4 separate regions of the Homo sapiens genome follow, and regions 1, 2 and 4 are each linked to region 3. Evidence: chromatin loops called from intact Hi-C (ENCODE). Cell type or tissue: GM12878. All regions are shown on one strand.

Evidence for each region. Peaks named below come from ENCODE experiments on the same cell type or tissue, not always from the same donor. Only the 100,000 strongest peaks of a DNase experiment are listed, where the experiment ranks them.
Region 1: it touches region 3 in a loop (3.0-fold over the local background); 6 of 110 quality-filtered maps call a loop at or near these places.
Region 2: a loop joins it to region 3, with 6 times the contacts of the local background. A loop is called at or near these places in 6 of 110 quality-filtered maps.
Region 4: it touches region 3 in a loop (8-fold over the local background); 14 of 110 quality-filtered maps call a loop at or near these places.

The regions. Positions count from the first base shown.
Region 1 is chr17:67,573,495-67,578,494 of GRCh38, reverse strand. PITPNC1 (phosphatidylinositol transfer protein cytoplasmic 1) reads right to left here. Exons shown (of 9, transcript NM_012417.4): 5 at 238-309. LOC124904045 (a long non-coding RNA gene) reads left to right here and starts at 3,150. Exons shown (of 3, transcript XR_007065879.1): 1 at 3,150-3,300. In GM12878, a CTCF peak has its summit at 2,899 (motif pointing left); DNase peaks (open chromatin) are centred at 264, 2,974, 3,574 and 3,989; H3K4me3 peaks cover 2,123 bases; H3K27ac peaks cover 4,903 bases.
Region 2 is chr17:67,557,221-67,562,220 of GRCh38, reverse strand. The region is part of intron 4 of PITPNC1 (phosphatidylinositol transfer protein cytoplasmic 1); the gene reads right to left. It overlaps LOC124904045 (a long non-coding RNA gene), which reads left to right. Exons shown (of 3, transcript XR_007065879.1): 3 at 1,119-1,331. Among named protein-coding and RNA genes, the nearest start is that of MIR548D2, 88 kb to the right of the region's middle. In GM12878, a CTCF peak has its summit at 2,686 (motif pointing left); no DNase peak of the experiment used is centred here; H3K27ac peaks cover 238 bases.
Region 3 is chr17:67,687,292-67,692,291 of GRCh38, reverse strand. The region is part of intron 8 of PITPNC1 (phosphatidylinositol transfer protein cytoplasmic 1); the gene reads right to left. It overlaps LOC101928045 (a long non-coding RNA gene), which reads left to right. Exons shown (of 4, transcript NR_188294.1): 3 at 2,919-3,021. Among named protein-coding and RNA genes, the nearest start is that of NOL11, 28 kb to the left of the region's middle. In GM12878, a CTCF peak has its summit at 2,542 (motif pointing right); a DNase peak (open chromatin) is centred at 2,581; H3K27ac peaks cover 642 bases.
Region 4 is chr17:67,628,084-67,633,083 of GRCh38, reverse strand. It overlaps PITPNC1 (phosphatidylinositol transfer protein cytoplasmic 1), which reads right to left. Exons shown (of 9, transcript NM_012417.4): 6 at 846-941. Among named protein-coding and RNA genes, the nearest start is that of NOL11, 87 kb to the left of the region's middle. In GM12878, CTCF peaks have their summits at 2,963 (motif pointing right), 4,157 (motif pointing right) and 4,443 (motif pointing right); no DNase peak of the experiment used is centred here.

The DNA of each region.
Region 1 (5,000 bases), 110 kb after region 3:
CTTCTGCTCAGAGGCCCAGGGAAAGTACATAAAAATGAGAAGAAAGAAAAGCTAGACAACAAAAGAATTCCAGGGAAAAGTCCCAGGGAAATAACCCTCAGAAGCCAAAGGCCAGAACATCTCTGAGGTCCCAGGCACAGGTCCCACTGCTGGCCCTGGTCACAGAGGGGCTGTGAGAAGTGCTGTGATATTCAGAGCCCACGAGGCGAGCGCAGCATGGAAGGAGGGGCTACTCACGGTGTCATTGCTTCCTTTGTTGTCCTCATACTTGGTTTCTATATGAATGGAGAATTTCGGCAGAAAGGAACACTGTGGGAGAAAAGCAAATTTTCATTAGCATAACATTTTTTCTCTCTTCCTATATTCAGCAGAGCTTCTGAATACTTTCCTGGCCATTTGGTTGCAAGCACCGTCCCGGAACAGAAATGTTAAGATACTAAGTCAATATCCAAATTCAGACAAAGGAAAGCCGCCTTTAGGACAATGAACACAGTTTCATCCAGACAGAGGTCAGGCCACAGAGAATAACCAGCAGTAGAGGGCAAGTCCCTGAAGAGAACATTTCCAAAAGGAATATGTTCTGTGACTCCTAGCATAAGCTTTAGAAAAGCAAACCCCTAAATCACGCCAGTTCCAGTTCTGGTGAGCTTACTTTTGGGGAGCAGCTACCATTGCTGGATTCCTGGGGACCCAGCCTTAATCTTTATATAAATGCTCATATAACATTAGCAAGGGGATATAGTAGAACTTTAAAGTCATAGATTATTGAAGTCAGACAGACCTGGCTTTTATTTTTAATTTTTAAAACATAAATTTATTTTTAATTTTTAAAACATAAATTTATTTTTAAAGTAAAATAAAAAAAATTTTTAAATTTATTTTAAATTTTAAATTTTATTTTTAATTTTTAAATTTTATTATTTTTTATTGTTTTGAGACAGGGTCTTGCTCTGTCGCCCAGGCTGGAGTGCAGTGGTGTGGTCTCGGCTCACTGCAACCTCCACCTCCCAGGTTCAAGTGATTCTCATGCCTTAGCCTTCCGTGTAGCCCGGCTAATTTTTGTATTTTTAGTAGAGATAGGGTTTCTCCATGTTAGCCAGGCTGGTCTCGAACTCCTGAGCTCAAAAGATCTGCCCACCTTGGCCTCCCATAGTGCTGGGATTACAGATTACAGGCGCCCGGCCTTCTTTTTATTTTTATTTTTGAGACAGAGTCTTACTTTGTCACCCAGGCTGGGGTGCAGTGGTGCAGTCACAGCTCACTGTAACCTTGACCTATGGGCTCAAGCGATCCTCCCACCTCAGCCTCCCAGGTAGCTGGGACTACAGCTATAGGTGTGTGACACCATGCCTGGCGGATTTTTAAAATTTTTTTGGTAAAGGCAAGGGTCTCTCTCTGTTGCCCAGGCTGGTCTCAAATTCCCGGCCTTATGCGATTCTCCCGCCTCGGCCTCCCAAAGTGCTGGGATTACAGCCATGAGCCACTGCATCCGGGCGAGACCTGGCTTTTAATATGTAATTTGGATAAGTCATTTAACTTCTCTGAACCCCAACAGAGTTAAAACAGGAGTAATAATTATTACCTAAGAGCAACACTGTGAGGGTTAAATATTAATAAAATGATGTTTTAAAAATGTATAATACTGGGCAGCAAGAATGCATTCAGCAGACAGCATCCATGGGTAGAAACTGAACCAGAAAAGGCAGCCCCTGTCTTTGTCTTTGTCCACACGAGGGACAGAAACCCCAAATGCAACCCAGCCCTACAGCCCCAGTCTCGCTGAGTCAAGTCCTATGCATTCAGTAGATGTGAAGGGTTAAGGTGGCTTAAGAAGAGAATTTTGATGGATGTTGGTGTAACCACGCTCTAGCTAGCCCTAAGCTGGGCATTAACTTTCTTGGCCACCAGAGATGGGATTGACGGCTAATGGGCAAAATGACCCAGCACCTGCATTGGGATCTGTGGGTGTTGGGGAAACCAGACTTGGCCTGATAGCATCACAGTCCCAAGAGGCTGGATCCCTTATACATGATTCCAGTACTCACATACTGTCTATACCAGACACTGCTACAAATGCTCTGATGCTCTCACTCATTTATTCCTGGCAACAATCCCGTGAAGGAGGTACTATTACCATCCCCCCCTGCTTTAAAGATGAGGAGATGGAGGTGCAGAGAGGGTAAGTAAATGGCCTACAGTCTCATGCAGCCAGGTGGCCAGGTCTCAGTGTCCATACTCTTCACCATACTGAGTGGTTCTCAAAGAGGAGTTTCTGGACCAGCTCCAGCAGCCCAGAATTGTTAGAAATGCAAATACTTGGCCAGGCACGGTGGCTCATGCCTGTAATCCCAGCACTTTGGGAGACCAAGGCAGGCATATCACCTGAGGTCAGGGGTTTGAGACCAGCCTGGCCACCATGGCGAAACCCCGTCTTTACTAAAAATACAAGAATTAGCCAGGTGTAGTGGTGTACCCCTGTAATTCCAGCTACTTGGGAGGCTGAGGCACGAGAATCGCTTGAACCTGGGACGTGGAGGTTGCAGTGAGCTGAGATCATGCCATTGCACTCCAGTCTGGGCAACAGAGTGAGACTCAGTCTCAAAAAAAAAAAAAAAGGAAAGAAAGAAAGAAGGAAGGAAAGAAAGAAAGAAAGAAGGAAGGAAGGAAGGAAGGAAAGAAAGAAAGAAAGAAAGAAAGAAGGAAAGAAAGAAAAGAAAGAAAGAAAGAAAGGCAAATTCTTCAGCAGACCAACTAAATCAGAAACTCTGGAGGTGGGGTTCAGCAATCTGTTTACCAAGCCCTCCAGTGTATGCTGAGGCATGCTCAACCTGGAAAACCACCTGGCTATAGCACACACATGCTTCAGCCGCACAATGACCACGCTCCCCTTTCAGCCCAGCTGAGACCCCTGGTGGCACCTGCACGAGAAGACAGAGGCCTGGGACGTGCCATCGATAATTCTCCTGACATCACATGCCAGGACGCGTTCAGCACGCATCTGTCTTAATCTGAGTGAAACAAGGGATCTGAACCGTGACTAAGGAAACACGGAAACAATCAATCCCAGTAATTGCCTTTATGGAGAACAAGGCCCTGCGATTATTCATTAACACCCTCTCTGCTGTCTCCTCTCAAACTTCTCACTCCATAACCGCTGCCCTTATATCCGGGTTCAGGTAGCACCAAGGAGCAGCTGCTCATCTCAAATGAAGACGCTGGAGGACTCAGAGCCCCAAAGCAGACATGAGAACGTGGGGGGATGCCCTGGCTGAGACCCTCTTAGACACGACAAGCCTTTAGGTAAATCGATTTTGTATTTTTTATCCCATAATTCATATGAGAGTCAAACCAAGGAGTGGGGAGAGTACAGAGTTGTGGAGCGTGGGTGTGGGTCTCGGTGCACCAGAGTGGAACACTGTGAGGAGTTTTTACCCACTGAACCTCTAAACCACTTAGCTAGCCCAACACATGAATTTTAGCATTTGCGTATTAAACCCAATTATGAAATGCAAAACTCCCATGCAAATTAGCAGATGTTGTTATTTTTGAGTGGGGACTTTGGTTATTTTCATATCAGAATGGCAACCTTGCCACGAGGCTAGGAGTAGTGCACCTGGCTTCAGCAGGGTGGCCAGAGAACAGCTCCTGGTAACTCCAAGCGGGTCAGTACTTTCTCCTTCGGCAGGTGGTTGGGGCTGATAATCCCCTTGGGATGTCTGATGACTCGTTCTCAGAGTCCTGGGGTGTGCGGGTGTCTTGAGTTAAAATCAGAATTATCTGTGGCTCTGGGCTTCTTCAGTGCCGTCACTGAAATCTCTCAGGGGTGATGTCCATGTTAAGATAACCTTCTGCCTCCCCCATGCAGGCTGGTTTCTCCAAAAATCCAGCCCACTAATCCTAGCGGAAGCTTAGCTTTAAAGCAAGGTCTTTTATTTCTTCCTGATTGGCTCCCTGTTATATCTCATCCACTGATCTATCCTACATCCCTTACCCTCTCAAGGTCCCTTGCCTGGCTTCACCCTTTCTCCCCTCTCCCTTGCAGCTGATCACTTTGAGTCATAGTTTAATGAGGACATGAACTGCATGATAGAAACACTGACACATCCCTTTCCTCCATTACAAATCTGCTTATTTCTTTACGTTTCTTATTCTTTGTGAATCCGAGAAAGATATATCCTCCTCTTTTTCAGTGGAGAAATAATATAATGAAAAGCACTGAGACATCAGAGCCAGCTGACTTGGGCTCAAATCCAAGATGTATCAACCTGGGCAAGTTATTTTACTGTTCTCAGCCCCAGTTGCCCCAGGTGGAGAATGGGGACAATCCTTTTCCGCTCTGTAGGAGTGTTCAGAAGATCAATGAGATCACACAGCTAAACCCCAGCACAGTGACTGGCACATAGTAGGTGCACAGTACAAATTATTTGTAAGCTCTTCTCTGGAACCTTGTTTCATTGATTATTTGCATCTTTTCCCTGCTTCCTTCCCACAGCCTAAAAATATAATGAAAAGAGACACAGTCTTAAAAAATAAATAAGCACAAAGTTCCCTTGATCCTATTTCTTCCCCCATCTATAATCAATTCCGTATCTCTTTCTGTCTTCATAAAAAAACTTATTAAAAGAGTAGTCAGTAGCCGGGCATGGTGGCTCATGCCTGTAATCCCAGCACTTTGGGAGGCCGAGGTGTGTGGATCACCTGAGGTCAGGAGTTCAAGACCAGGCTGGCCAATGGTGAGACCCCCATCTCTACAAAAATACAAGAATTAACTGGGCATGATGGCAGATGCCTGTAATCCCAGCTACTCGGGAGGCTGAGCGGGAAGAATCGCTTGAACCCGGGAGGCGGGGGTTGTAGTGAGCTGAGGTTGCGCCACTGCACTCCAGCCTGGGCGACAGAGCAAGCCTCCATCTCAAAAAAAAAAAAAAAAAAAAAAAAGAGTATTCAGTTTCAGTGCTTCCTGTCTCTACTTTTTCCACCTCCCACCTGATCATCAAAGG
Region 2 (5,000 bases), 130 kb after region 3:
TGGATCCTCTTCCCGTCCTCTGACATGCTGAGTAATAGCAACTCACTAGGAAAGCAAGGCCAGAAGGGAGACAGAGCCGAAGACATGAATGAAAGCATGTTTTCTGAATGGGGGATGGTTTGCTACTCACTTGCACTTCTAGGATAATCATGCAGGGAAACGAAATTCAGGCTCATACGATCTAGGGCTGGACTTGTCAAGGCAGAAATAAGCAGAGGATGCTCATGAATACTGATATCTACATACTATAATGGCAAGACAAGAATTTAAAGAGACAGGGAGACCACATCAAATAAAAAGAATTGCATGTAAATAACAGAGATAGGGCCAGGCGTGATGGCTCACGCCTGTAATCCCAGCACTTTGGGAGGCTGAGGCAGGAGGATTGCTTGAGCCCAGGAGGTCAAAATTAGCCTGGGCAACATAGCGAAAACCTGCCTCTAATTTATAATTAAAAATAATAATAACAGAGATGGGAATGGATCAGTGTGACTTCCCAAATACAGGTGAGCATATGGCCAGGTAAGAAACTTTCAGACGGCAAGCCTTCTCAGTTAAAAAGGGTTAAGAATCATCCCCCTTCACCAACCTAGCAAATTCTCACTTAAGAAAGTAGAATCGATGTTTAAAATTCTGAACTGAAAAGATGTATCAACACTTGTCTAGACAGTAAAGAAATACACACTATCGTGTAGTTCACATTATCTTACTGATCAAAAAGATCAAAGACCTCAGGGCAATTCTGCATTCCCTTTTTTTTTTTTTGAGACAGAGTCTTACATTGTCACCCAGGCTGGAGTGCAATGGTGAGATATCGGCTCATTGCAACCTCCGCATCCCAGGTTCAAGTGATTCTCCTGCCTTAGCCTCCTGAGTAGCTGGGATTACAGGCACACACCACCACGCCCAGCTAATTTTTGTATTTTTAGTAGAGGTGGGGTTTCGCCATGTTGGCCAGGCTTGCCTTGAACTCCTGACCTCAAGTGATCCACCTGCCTCGGCCTCCCAGAGTGTTGAGATTACAGGCATGAGCCACCACACCCGGCCTTTGCATTCACTTTAATCCCTGAAATATACTATGTTGGTATACCCATAGTCATACTGTTTTATTTTTACAGAAAGAAATCTGCTCACAAAATCTTTCCAGTTGTATTCTGCAGATCTCAACAACTGAGCTGAACACAACTCCACAGACATTTGTAAACTGCAGAAGGGAAATCAAATTTTTCAGTACTGCAAGTGGAAAATAAACAAAAAAGAAGAAAAGGAGAATTTCTTAGTAAAATCTTCTACCAAACATTCCCTTAAACAACTCTGTATTCTCTGCTGATTGCCCTCTGTAAAGTCATTTCGAGTGGTGTTAAAAAAATGCAAACAATTTTAAAATGTTATGTTTTGTTACAGTAGAGCCACGTGTTCTATCACCTGCTCTTTCCCCTCAAAATGGCTGAATTAATTTTCTCTGAAGTCCAAAGAAGAGCTTGGGAACAGCTAGAGCAAGTGGAAACGGGATAATCTGAACAAACAAAACTGGCTGTTCCAAAGCTCCTGCTTCACCAGGCACTAATTGGGGTGCTGAGATGTAGAGGCGAGCTCTGGTCCCACACAAGGGCAGCGGTACATCTGTGAATAGGCTGGTTTGCAACTGGCTCGTCCATACAACCAGTTCATTTTCTAAATGGAAACAAATCCAAATGCACAAACCCACTGCCATCCCAACGTACTGCTGACTTTGCTGTGTGGTTGAACAGAACTGACTTTGCTTGAAAAGGAACTTACGGGTTCTGTGTCACCTGATTCTAAAAATAAAACACTTCCATTACTGTTGGGCATTCTTCAAAAAACTTTGGTATCTGAGTAATAGTCATCTTCAGGCAACACATTAGCTCACTGAAATTTAGAAAAAAATAACATTTACTGAAATAGAATTGATCCACTGGCATAGTTAGTGGGCACATAATGGCTCTGACCTAAAGAGAAGTTTCTGGAACACCTCTAAGTCTTAAAAGATTGGCCTTGCAAAATCCAAGATCCCTTGGACAAATCAGCTCGGGAAACGTTGCATGCCACAGCTCCCTTTGGAGATTCACAATGTACATTAGAATAAGAAAGGCTCTGAGAAGTCCTATAATTATAAAATCTGTTTAGCTCTGTATAGCCCATCCCTTACTTAATGGGCTGTGTACCATCTTGAATGGTAGTTATAAATGGTTCTAGACTGCTTCCATCTAAATTCTCTAGAACTGTGACGATTTTTGAGCTTGGTCGTTCTGGCTCTGTGATGACACCGGTCTCACATAATCTTCTTTGTTTTTGGGTTTTTTTGTTTGTTTATTTTTTGTTTTTGAGACAGGGTCTTGCTCTGTCACCCAGGCTGGAGTGCAGTGGCATGATCCCGGCTCACTGCAACCTCCACTTCCTGGGTTCAAGGTCAGCCTCCCGAGGAGCTGGGATTACAGGCATGCGTCACCATGCACAGCTAATGTTTGTATTTTTAGTCGAGACAAGGTTTCACCATGTTGGCCAGGCTGGTCTCAAACTCCTGACCTCAAGTGATCCGCCTATCTCAGCCTCCTGAAATGCTGGGATTACTGGCATCAGCCACCACACCTGGCCTTACTGTCCTCTTCTCCACAAGGGTGCTTTTCAGGCCCGTGCCTAATTGCTGCCTTGCTCATCAGTGCCCCCAACTGGAGGACTGTTTCTTTGGCCTGGTCCCTAAAAAAAGGATATTTCCCTTTGTCTAAAAAAAATTATGTACTGCACTAAATATCGAGGGTTAATTGTGATACATAGATAAAAGTTATTTCCTAACCCGCTAACTCCTGACTCCATGGCCTCAAAGAAGGGACTCTTAGGGACTTTCACCCTCTTAGCTTACATCGTAGATGAGATAGCCAGATTTTTTTTCTTTAATTTCCTAACAAGCCCAATCCTAGAGGTCTGGTATAATAAACATAATCTTCCCTGGACTTGTTCCTGTGTTCCTAGTTATGAAATACAGTGGTTTGTACTGCCCCTTGGCTGGGACTCAGGGGAAGGTGCGGGGAAGAAAGGCTTAAGAAAGGAGACGGGGCTTGGGAGGAATGGGGGTCACTGGTCTCTAAACACAGCACCTATCAGCTCTTTGGATTACTGGGGGAGCTTGATAAGGCCCAGACTGTGAGGGCAATTCCTATCCCAGATAGTTTAGTGGCTTTCAGAAACATACCTCATTCTCCCCATGGCCACTCCTGGGCAGATAACCCGGGTTCACCTGGGGTGACTGATGACAGACTCTCAGCTGTGAGCAGCCTTTCCTCTCTTTCTTGGCTCTTCTAAACCAGCCCTGAGTAATCTCTCTCTCATAGTGGCTCAATACGATTTGAGGTTCTCATGAAAGAGTCATTTCATCCTCCCTGGTCTGTTGCAATTTTATTTTTCCACCTCTCTCATCTAAATAATTTAAAATGTTGGGTAACATTGACAACCCATCTGCCTTTGCTTCTGTCATTCTAACTAACACAAAGGTGCATCCCATTTCTCCTCTTTTGTGGATTCTTATTAAGAGAGATGCCGGTGGAGAGGGGTGATCACGGTCGCAAAATATATACGCCAACTGTATTACTCTAGGTCCCTGCTATCCATTTCCTGTAACTTAAGTTTTCAAATTCCTACAAACAAGAAGAAAATCCTTTGTTCTTCATTAGTACCAAGGCTGAATTGATACTGCTGATTTATGCTCATCTGAAAGCGCAGACTTTTTTTTTTTTTTAGCTCTAGAAAAACAAAATCAACTCCTTTGGAAGGCAGCCAGTCTCCTCAGGCACCTTTCTTTGCAGACTTTACCAACTTCAGAAGAACCCACCAGTTTGGAAGAACTGGTTGAATGGTCTGTCCTCTGTGAAACTGTCATTGTGTTGTTGTTTACTGTATAATTAAGTGTTTTTTTTTTCCCATAAGCAAGCTAAAGATGTTTTTCCCACTTCCTGGGCAAATGGCATTTCCACATAATTCTAAACACACGCAGTCACTCACAGTGATGAAAAAGCTCTTATGTCTTGATAATTGTGATAGTGCTGAAGCCCTAGATGACTCTAAATAGGTTTCTTTGCCTGGGCTTTGTCACGAATGAGGGCAGCATGAGGTCTGAGTAATAGGCTAAACAGTCAGATATAAGACCTAGGGGATCCTAGTATAGACATCCTCGTGCTCTGGACTAATGCTTTCCAAGAAGAGACATTGGTTTGGAGGTTTCTGAGCCCTCCGGGCTGCCTCTCTGAGGAAAGGAAGGGCACCGTGATCCTAACTGGGGCTCTGACCTTGGGGAAGTTTTGCTTTGAGGCACCGAACAGGAACTATGGAGCTTGGGAAAGACAGCAAGAAGAGGTATTTAGGATTAAAGGATCAGGGGATAAAGAGCACAATTCAAAAGCATTTAAAACAGGAAAAAAGACTAAGGCAACTGAAAGCATCTGTCATAAATCCTGGGTGCAGACTCTGTAGTCAGAGTCAAGGGTGGGTTCTGCCACCAGGGCTGTCGTGGACAGAGAGCGTGAGAACACGGCTGAATCTGAGTCAAGAGGTGGCAGCTTCAAACCGCACACTGTGGGCCCGGAGGACTGCACTAGAGCCAGAGAGAAAAATCCGGATCCCCTTGTCACCAGGGAGATGGAAAGAAAAGCTGTCCTATATTTGGGATGGAAAATAAAAGTGAACTAGCCAGGAACAATGTGACCTCCTCACAGAGAATTAAATCTAGACCTTGACCTGACATTGAAAACACCACGACCTGCCCTCCATCCATGTGTCCAGGTGGCCAGGATCCACCTCCATCACTTGCCCACTGGTCCTGGAAGGAGCATACTATGGGCCGAACTGTGTCTCCCCCAAATTCCTATGTTGAAGCTGTAATCCCCAGTGCAATGGTGTTTGGAGATGGGATTTTGGGACTAATCAGGTAGGGATGAGGTCACGAGGGTGGGGCCCTCATGATGGGATTAGTGCCCTTCAAAGATGAG
Region 3 (5,000 bases):
GAATACAGAACTAGACGGGGGAAATATGTGCCTGTGTGTGTGTATGTGTGTGCACCCGTGTGCATCTGTGTTGTTGTGGGTCTGGTGTGGGGTATTTGGAGCTATAATTAACTGGTCATATTTTTCATAAAGAGAAGGTAATTAAAACAATCAATGGCCCTGAAATGACACATATTATTGTCATTATTGTCAACTTTAGATCATGAAAGTATACCTTTATAGGGTAAACAGGTAAATCATCAGGATTTTTCAACATACTATCTTCTTTTTTTTTTTTCTTTCTGAGACGGGATCTCACTGCATCACCCAGGCTGGAGTGCAGTGGTGCGATCATGACTCACGGCAGTCTCGACCTCCTGGGCTCAAGTGATCCTCCTGCATTAGGGCCCCGTGAGGCTGAAACCACAGGTGCATGCCATAATGCCTGGTTTAATTTTTTTGTATTTTCTGTAGAGACAGGGTCTCGCTATGTTGCCTAGGCTGGTCTTGAATTCCTCACCTCAAGTGATCCGCCTGCCTAAGCCTCCCAAAGTGTTGGGATTACAGGCGTGAGCCACTGTACTCAGGCCAACATGCTATCTTCTTAATCAATACATATACTTTTTTATTCTGAGGGGCCACAAAGATGCTGTTGTTTCTGGTTTCCTGACTGTGTGTCGATCCTAAGAAGGTTCAGAGATTGTGTTTTAATAAATTCAGTTTCAAAAACACGTAAATCAACAATTTCACCACACCCTGCTAATCATTCCAAAGCCAAGAAAATAAAACCATTTCTTGAGGAAACTTAAAAAGAATAGAGAATGAAAGGAGAGGATCATTTAATAGTGAGGATTCTATTTAAAAGAAAAAAAAGCATGACTTGGAATTCAACAAATAAGACAGTGATACCACTGTTAATAATCATTGTTGGATAATGTAGGTTTTCCAAATACCTGAAATGTTCTTATTTAAGTGAGAAAGTAAAAACAGTATTTAAAAAATGTAAATCTTTCCCTAATGTGTTTAATGTATTATACATACTTCCTACATTTGAGACATAATATGTTGAAGATATATCACTGTGCAAAAATACAGTTCCTTAGTTCCTTCTCAGGGTCTATTTGCTCTTTATGGCTTGATATCTCTTCTCTCATGCTCAGAAACTCTATTATTACTGTTATTATTTATTTATTTATTTATTTATTTATTTGAGATAGAGTCTTGCTCTGTTGCACAGGCCGGAGTGCAATGGCGTGATCTTGGCTCACTGCAACCTCCACCTCCTGGGTTCAAGTAATTCTCCTGCCTCAGCCTCCTGAATAGCTGGGACTACAGGCACGTGCCACCATGCCCTGCTAATTTTTGTACTTTTAGCAGAGACAGGGTTTCACCATGTTGGCCAGGCTGGTCTCGAACTCCTAACCTCGTGATCCACCTGCCTCAGACTCCCAAAGTGCTGGGATTACAGACCTGAGCCACCGTGCCCAGCCTTATTACTGTTATTATTAATTATTGTTACCCTGGCTATCCCTGGTATCCTTTGCCATTTTTACTTGCTGGGAACAGGGAAAAGAGGAACCTGGGCTTATTAAAGACTGAGTCAAGGCCCAAGGCTTATCCTGGAGCAAAATGCAAAATTTAGTGCCCGCGGATTTTCTGTATCTGTTTTGGCCCCCCAGAGACCCATTTTTCATTGTTTCTTGTCCACTGCCATGTACTTAGCAGTTGAAACTTCATTAGATAATATTGGAGGGAATAACCAGCAGGAAACAATATAGCCACTTTGGAAATACTGAGTATGTAATGAATATTCATAACACAGTATTAATCCTTAGGACTTTTCTTTTTCTTTTTTTTTTTTTTTGAGACAGAGTTTTGCTCTTGTCTCCCAGGCTGGAGTGCAACGGCGAGATCTCGGCTCACTGCAACTTCCGCCTCCGGGGTTCAAGCGATTCTCCTGCCTCAGCCTCCCGAGTAGCTGGGATTACAGGCGTCTGCCACCACGCCCGGCTAATTTTTGTGTTATTAGTAGAGATGGGGTTTCACCATGTTGGCCAGGCTGGTCTCGAACTCCTGACCTCAGGTCATCCGTCCACCTCAGCCTCCCAAAGTGCTGGGATTATAGGCATGAGCCACCGTGCCCAGCTTAATCTTTAGGTTTTATAACATCTGAGCAAACCAGAAGTATTTTTCACAAAATGAAATCCTTAAGAGGATTTCCTGGGAACAATTATTAAAATTTTCTGAAAGGGAAAGTTTTTACAAAGGATATAAGTCATTATGACTATGTGGATAAGATATAAAATTCAGCATATATCAAGAAAAATTGTACCTATAAACTTACCAATTTTTAAAAACATGGAAGACTATTAAATGAGCTAAGAAGTGAGATTAAGGTTATATAAAAAGAGGCATTTATTTCACAATAAAGTTGAGACTGAGAAAAATTTTAGTGTATCAGGGTATGTTATGTTTTTGCTATGATAAATGGATATTATCTTTGAAAAAGCAGACTTTCTTAATCAAGTGGCTGAATACATTGTTCTACTCCACATAGCCAGCAGGGGGCAGAAATAATCTAAAGCACAGAATTTTGATTTTCCACTCCCAGAGGCTCTTAGAAGTTCCCGTCCTTGAAGGCTTTGAACCTGCTCAATTGAAAAGACTTATTTCCTCACTGCTGTGTTCATGGATGTTAATTTTGCCTAATTTCAATCTAATTTGTCCCTGCTTGGGTTGATGATCTAAAATTCATTTAGCACCCATGCAGTTTTTATTTGTGACAAAGAGCCACCTCCTGATTTTCACTGCTTTTCATTATGATACAGGAGAAAGACTAAGGAAAAATAAATGTGCTCCAATTTCACGGAATTCCAAAGGATAATGGAAATGTCATAAGCATTCAAAATAACCACTTTGTGTAACTTCTCCGGTGGCAGGCATCTTTCACCCTGAAGTCACGGGAACAACGCTGAGGGGCAGCCAGAGATTATGTGGGCTTTTCCATGGGAAGAACCACTCTACGTTATCACCTTCTACATAGTAAGTGGACTTTATTTTTTATTTTACTTTATTTATTTATTTTACTTTATTTATTTATTTATTTATTTGAGATGGAGTTGCACTCTTGTTGCCCAGGCTGGAGTGCAGTGGCACAATCTCTGCTCACTGCAACCTCCATCTCCTGGGTTCAAACGATTCTCCTGCCTCAGCCTCCCGAGTAGCTGGGATTACAGGCATGCGCCACCACGCCCAGCTAATTTTGTATTTTTAGTAGAGACGGGGTTTCTTCATGTTGGTCAGGCTGGTCTTGAACTCCCGACCTCAGGTGATACGCCCGCCTTGGCATCCCAAAGTGCTGGGATTACAGGCGTGAGCCACCGCACCCAGCCATGGACTTTAATTATAAAGTAATAATCACAGTAAAACTGAAAGAAAGCCAAGCCAAGGGGCTTATAAGCTGTGAGAAAATCACTGAGCTTAGCATCTTTTAGCCATCTGGTGTCTCCTCTTTACCTGTGGCTTCTTCCTTTGTTTGCCTGGTCATATTTATAGTGAATGGCTTTCAGAGTGGCTGAGGGGGAACTGGGGCCCAACATTTCTAAAAGAAAAGGTAATTGAAAGTGATAGAAATTCAAGGAGAGTTTCCTTAAAGAGCACTTCTAGGGGGAAGTCCTACTGGAATTGGTCTGTGCATAGAGAGGAAACGCCTCTTGCTCCAACAGTTTCCTGCAAATCAGATCACTGCATGCAAAATGGGAGAAGAGTTAGGGCCCTTGCAACCTCAAGGGCAATCACATGCAACCAGTTGCAGCACATGAGACTTGCAGGGCACATTCCAAAGACATGCTCCAAAAATTTAACTAAAAATTTCCAAAGTGCAATCAGAAGGTCTTCACAATTCTAAAGGATCCATTTATGACAACAGCCACATCTAAATTTCCTAGAACTACAGCATTGATTTTTTTTTTTTTGAGACAGAATTTTGCTCTTGTTGCCCAGGCTGGAGTGCAATGGCGCGATCTTGGCTCACTGCAACCTCTGCCTCCCAGGTTCAAGCAATTCTCCTGCCTTAGCCTCCTGAGTAGCTAGGATTACAGGCATGCGCCACCACACCCAGCTAATTTTGTATTTTAAGTAGAGACGAGGTTTCTCCATGTTGGTCAGGCTTGTCTCGAACCCCCGACCTCAGGTGATCCACCTGCCTCGGCCTCCCAAAGTGCTGGGCTTACAGGCATGAGCCACCGCGCCCAGCTGATTTTTTTTTTTTTTTTTAACACCTACTATGTATTATTCTGGAGACTGGGCTAATGGACATGAGGACTCAAGGCGGAACCCAAAGAGATCACAGCTCTGGCTGAAGATGCAAAGAAATGATTTGGTGATTACACTTTTCTTTGTTATCTCTAGCTACCCTTCATTAGCATGAATGATTGAGAGATTACGATACTTAAAATGCTGGCATACAATATACAGTCAGCTCTCAATTTCCAGTGTGCAACGAAATAACTGAGGCTCTCTAAGGCTTACCCTAAGTCCCAGGGATCTGCTAGGCAGCTCAGCACATCCCCAGCTCACACCCCTTCACTGCTCAGCCTGTGTGTCTGCACAGACTGCAGCCCATCTTGAGATTATCCTAAGTAAAAAGGAACTGATTGGGTAAAACAGCTATAAAGAGCCACAGAAAGCTTTTCAAAGCAAATGTAAAGAAACCTAAAATAGCTGATGAGCCAGAAGCCCTCCCTTGAATGAATAAGTGAGTGTTAGCTATGTTTTTAAAAGTTACTGACATGTTATTCTAGTTTACATATGACATCGATTTTCACTCCTCTGCTCTTTTATGGTGCAGGCCGTTTTACTAGTCCCACAAAAGTGTTTCCACTCTCCATGTTCTTGGTTTTATGACCGAAATAACCTCCACGTCAAGCAACTTTAAGGGATCGAAATGTCTGGAAGAGAGAGGTGACACTGCCCAATTTAGATCCAGCTCAGGTTCTGCAGCAACAGGGTCTGGGTGACGA
Region 4 (5,000 bases), 59 kb after region 3:
ATAAATGGTGACTTGCACAAACCGTATAACAAGAAGGTAGAACTAAGGCAAAGGATGGATCCTGGTAGGTTGAAAACCAGACAGAAAGAAGTTCTCTGAAATTTATTCTCAGCCAAGAACAAAGGAGATGTCCTCATTAAGGTGCTTGCTGTTTTGAGAGAAAGGAGCTGTGCTGGAATGAGCTATCAAAGTTTTCAAGGATTGATTCAGATACAAATAAAACACAGGTGGCTCATGCCTGTAATCCCAGTGCTTTGGGAGGCCAAGGTGGGCTGATCATTTGAGATCAGAAGTTGGAGACCAGCCTGGCCAACAGGGTGAAACCCCATCTCTACTAAAAATACAAAAATTAGCCAGGTATGGTGGTGGGCGCCTGTAATCCCACATACTCAGGAGGCTGAGGCAGGAGAATGGCTTGAACCTGGGAGGCAGATGCCACAGTGAGATCACACCACCACACTCCAGCCTGGGCGAGACTCCATCTCAAAAAAAAAAAAGAAAAAAAAAAAAAAAAGAGCGCATGTAATTGGGGAGACTGTTGTTTTTCAGCAAGGCCAGTGTGTTGGATGGTCCAGCCCTATGGATACTGACGTTGCCAAAAATGATGGCAGAGTTGGGAGACAGGAAAACTAAGTGGAGATTGAGTAACAGCCAGGGCCAATGATGGTCCCTGAAGAGTTAGAGACTTAATTTTGAGACTTGCAAAAAGAACCAGCAAGATACGAAAGCAAATTGAATCCACACGACGAGAGATGGCATCCTCCCAAGTTAGGAGGCACTTAAGAAATAGTTGTGGAATGAATGAATGAATGAATCTTCCACATCTCATCCCAACTGTTGCTTACCTCAGATTCTTTGTAGTAGCGCTCTGGAATTTCATCGCAGGCAATATCAATAAAGCAAACTTCTCTCTCCACGTCTTTGGCTTCATTGTCGAAAATCTGAAAAAGCAGAGCAACATATCAAAGGTTAGTGATAGCAGGTGTTACCCTCCAAAGTGCCCGAGGCAGAATAACCCCCACACAGAGCATCTTCACACGTCTCAGGGCCCCCGGCTAGTGCTTTCACCAGCCTCAGAATGCGCAAGAATCATAGAAGGCTTTGATTCATGGCTTTGGTTTTGTCACATCAGAGGCAGGTGTAGCATCAATCACTGCTTGGTGAGAGGTAGAAGAAAAACTGGGCTGTTTTTAGGAGTTCAAGAGTGAGGAAATTAATCTCTTCCAAAAAAAAAAAATCTCTTCCCAAACTGAAGTCTGCTGATTTTTGGCAGTTCACCTGAACAGGAGGAGTAAAGAGGTTGGAAAGGGTCTGGCTAAATTTGAGTCAAAAAGCAGGGATATAGGCCAAGAGTTAGAAAAGTGTGTGTTTTTTAAAATTAAAATTATATATATGTTAAAAATATATATTTTATATATATATATATTTTTTTTTTTTTTTTTTTTTTTGGTTTTTGAGACGGAGTCTCACTCTTTCGCCCAAGCTGGACTGCAGTGGCGCTATCCCGGCTCACTGCAAGCTCCGCCTCTTGGGTTCATGCCATTCTCCTGCCTCAGCCTCCCGAGTAGCTGGGATTACAGGCGCCCACCACCACGCCCGGCTAATTTTTTGTATTTTTAGTAGAGACGGGGTTTCACCGTGTTAGCCAGGATGGTCTCGATCTCCTGACCTCGTGATCCGCCCGCCTCAGCCTCCCAAAGTGCTGGGATTACAGGCGTGAGCCACCGCGCCCGGCCATATATTTTTATATATATTTAGTTTCACAAATAAAACATGCTCATTGCAGAAAATATAGATAAGCAAAAATAAGAAAATAAACCACAATCTCATTATCCAGGGGAAACACACCTGTTTTTCTTGATCATTTAAGGGCACAATTTCCTTTGTACACATAAAGGTAACAAGGTAAAGCTTGGTAAGACACTGAGATGGTTTCCTGCCAATCTGCTCTAGGTTTCACTGGCCCAGAATGCACATCACTTGCAAAATAATAATAATAATAATAATAATAATAATAATAATAATAATAACAACAACAACAACACAGCCGCAATATATAGATATAAATGTCGGCCTGGGCTCAGTGGTTCATGCCTGTAATCGCAGCGCTTTGGGAGGCCGAGGTGGGCAGATCACTTGAGGTCAGGAGTTTGAGACCAGCTTGGCCAATATGGTGAAACCCTGTCTCTACCAAAAATACAAAAATTAGCCGGGCGTGATGCTGCACACCTGTAATCCCAGCTACTTGGGAGGCTGAGGCAGAAGAATCACTTGAACCCAGGAGGCAGAGGTTGCAGTGAGCCGAGATTGCGCCACTGCACTCCAGCCTGAGTGACAGAGTGAGACTGTCTCAAAAAAAAAAAAAAGTCTAAATTTCAGTGGAAAAATTAAGTTCTTCTAGTTCTTCTCACTGTCATTTTTCTGGTCTAAAGGGATAATCATCCTTCTGCAGGATGATAAACAGCTTTCTTTTTTTGAGACGGAGTCTCAAGGCTGGAATGAAGTGGTGGGATCTGAGCTCACTGCAATCTCCGCCTCCTGGGTTCAAGCCATTCTTCTGCCCCAGCCTCCTGAGTAGCTGGGACTACAGGTGCCCACCACCAAGCCCGGCCAATTTTTGTATTTTTAGTAGAGATGGGGGTTTCACCATGGTGGCCAGGCTGGTCTTGAACTCCTGACCTCAAGTGATCCATCCGCCTTGGCCTCCCAAAGTGCTGGGATTACAGGCGTGAGCCACCATGCCCGGCCAACAGATTTAAGTTTGGACAACCACTTCATTCTTAGAGGAAGTCTTAACTGTAGCCACATCCCACTGTTTAGCTCATTCCTGGAGGGAATCAACAGTTAACACTAATTACATCTGACTCTTCGGGAGAGAATGCAATATTTTGGAAGAACAGGGTGGTTGATACCCAAGAACACTGTCCTAACCCAAACTTGGTGCCTATTAACACAGTCTCCCACAAGAGGGCATCTGAAGGGCTCTTTATAGGCTCAACTCATCTCGGTTGGATTCTCAAGTTACTTGAAACGATTAGTCCTTTCTAAATGCTTTCTGAATAATATTTGTGTTGTAATTATCCTCCAAGTCGGCTGGTGGTTCTTCTCTTCTTGCCTATTCTTTTCTAAATATTTGGAGACTGGACTCTTCAGATTTGTCCAAGGAGATTAACTCCCTAGTCTGACCCGAGGTGGCCACTGACTTCTCCAAGTCAGAGAAAGATTGGTTCTTGGATTGGCTCTGATTCTTTCCACTGCTACTTGAAGTCAAGTGCTTCAGGACACTCCTAAAGCATTTGGGAGGGACAAGTGAACTGCCTCGAAATGAAACAGACAGTGGAGAAACAAGTTCAAGTTCAAGTGGAGAAATAAGTTGTGAAATAAAATACTGGGTCTCACACTGTTTGCGAGAGCCAGTCCCCCCCGCTCCTTCTTTCTTTCTGCAAATCTCTTTTAAGTATGAGCTAAGAGAAGAGAGACACATGCCTCATTAAGAAGACACACAGAGGCCAGGCACAGTGGCTCACACCTGTAAGCCCAGCACTTCGGGAGGCTGATGTCGGGCGGGTTGGGGGAGGTGGATTACTTGAGGCTGGGAGTTCAAGACCAGCCTGGCCAACATGATGAGATGGAGAAACCCCGTCCCTACTGGGCATGTTGGCATGTGCCTGTAATCCCAGCTACTTGGGAGCCTGAGGCAGGAGAATCACTTGAACCTGGGAGGTGGACATTGCAGTGAGCCGAGATCGTGCCACTGCACTCCAGCCTGGTCGACAGAGTGAGACTCTGTCTCAAAAACAACAACAACAACAAAAACCACACACACACACACACACACACACACAGAATACCCCAGAGGGAAATGAGCTTCCAGAGAGTAAATTACAAAAGTAGTTAAAAAGGTTTGACATTTATTGGTGGCAAAATCTACAGGACTCAAAGAAAGGGAACTAAGCACGGATGAAGGGGGGGCATGACAGGTTATGTAGCTTTCTCCGATTTAATTCAAACATTTTATTGATCCCTCATTGCACCCATTGCAGTTTTCATAGTATTGCCTTAGCTCCAAAGTCGCCCTTATGCCTCTGCTCTGAGATCATGGACTGGACCCTGTAAGCATTTCTCCTTTACAGTGAGCCTCATCAGTAGGGGGCCCTAAAGGGCCACTGCAAGAGGAAGGGGATTTCTTCAGATTTGGATGTTGTTGGGCTGCAGAGTGTGCCTGTGGGGACTTTCGGTCATGCTCTGCCCCAGCTGCAAGCCTGGAGTGCATAGTTGCTCAGTGACCTTGCAGCCCTAGCCTGGGCCCAGTAACCACTTCACGGTGGCCCTCCTGCTGCAGGCACTGCGTGCTGCAGGCCTTGCACTGGCAGCGTGCCCCGACTCTCTCTCCACACACACCCCTGTCCACCAACCTCCTCTGGCCTGCACCCCAGAGGGCGCTCTGCTGCTCAACCACTGTGAACCAGCCCTGGCTCAGGTCAACCTCGTGAACTTCCCCACCATCCTGCTTCTCCAATGAAGTCTGAACCCCAGCCATGCAGAGAGGCCCCTGCCAAGTTTGTCCTTCCTGGGTATTCTCTCTCAGCCTTAGGGTATCCTTTGGAGTTCCCTTTACATCCTTATAGTTGCTCCCATCAGAGATCAATAATTCCTTCTATTACATTTCTCCTATTCAAATTACTGCATGGTTTCTATCTCCTGATTGGGCCCTGACTGATACACCCATTGCATACAAAGTGCTGCCCTGGGCTTGAGGGACTACAAAGATAGCCCTTGAGAGGTTACCATCTAGTAGGAGAGACAGACTGGGGAGCTATCACCAAAAATACAAGGCAGAATGGAGTATGTGCTGCAAAAGAAAGAAAAGAATAGGCTGTCAGCTGGCCGCAGTGGCTTACACCTGTAATCCCAGCACTTAGGGAGGCCAAGGCGGGTGGATGGCTTGAGGTCAGGAGTTCGAGACCAGCTTGGTCCACATGGTGAAACCCCAGCCGGGT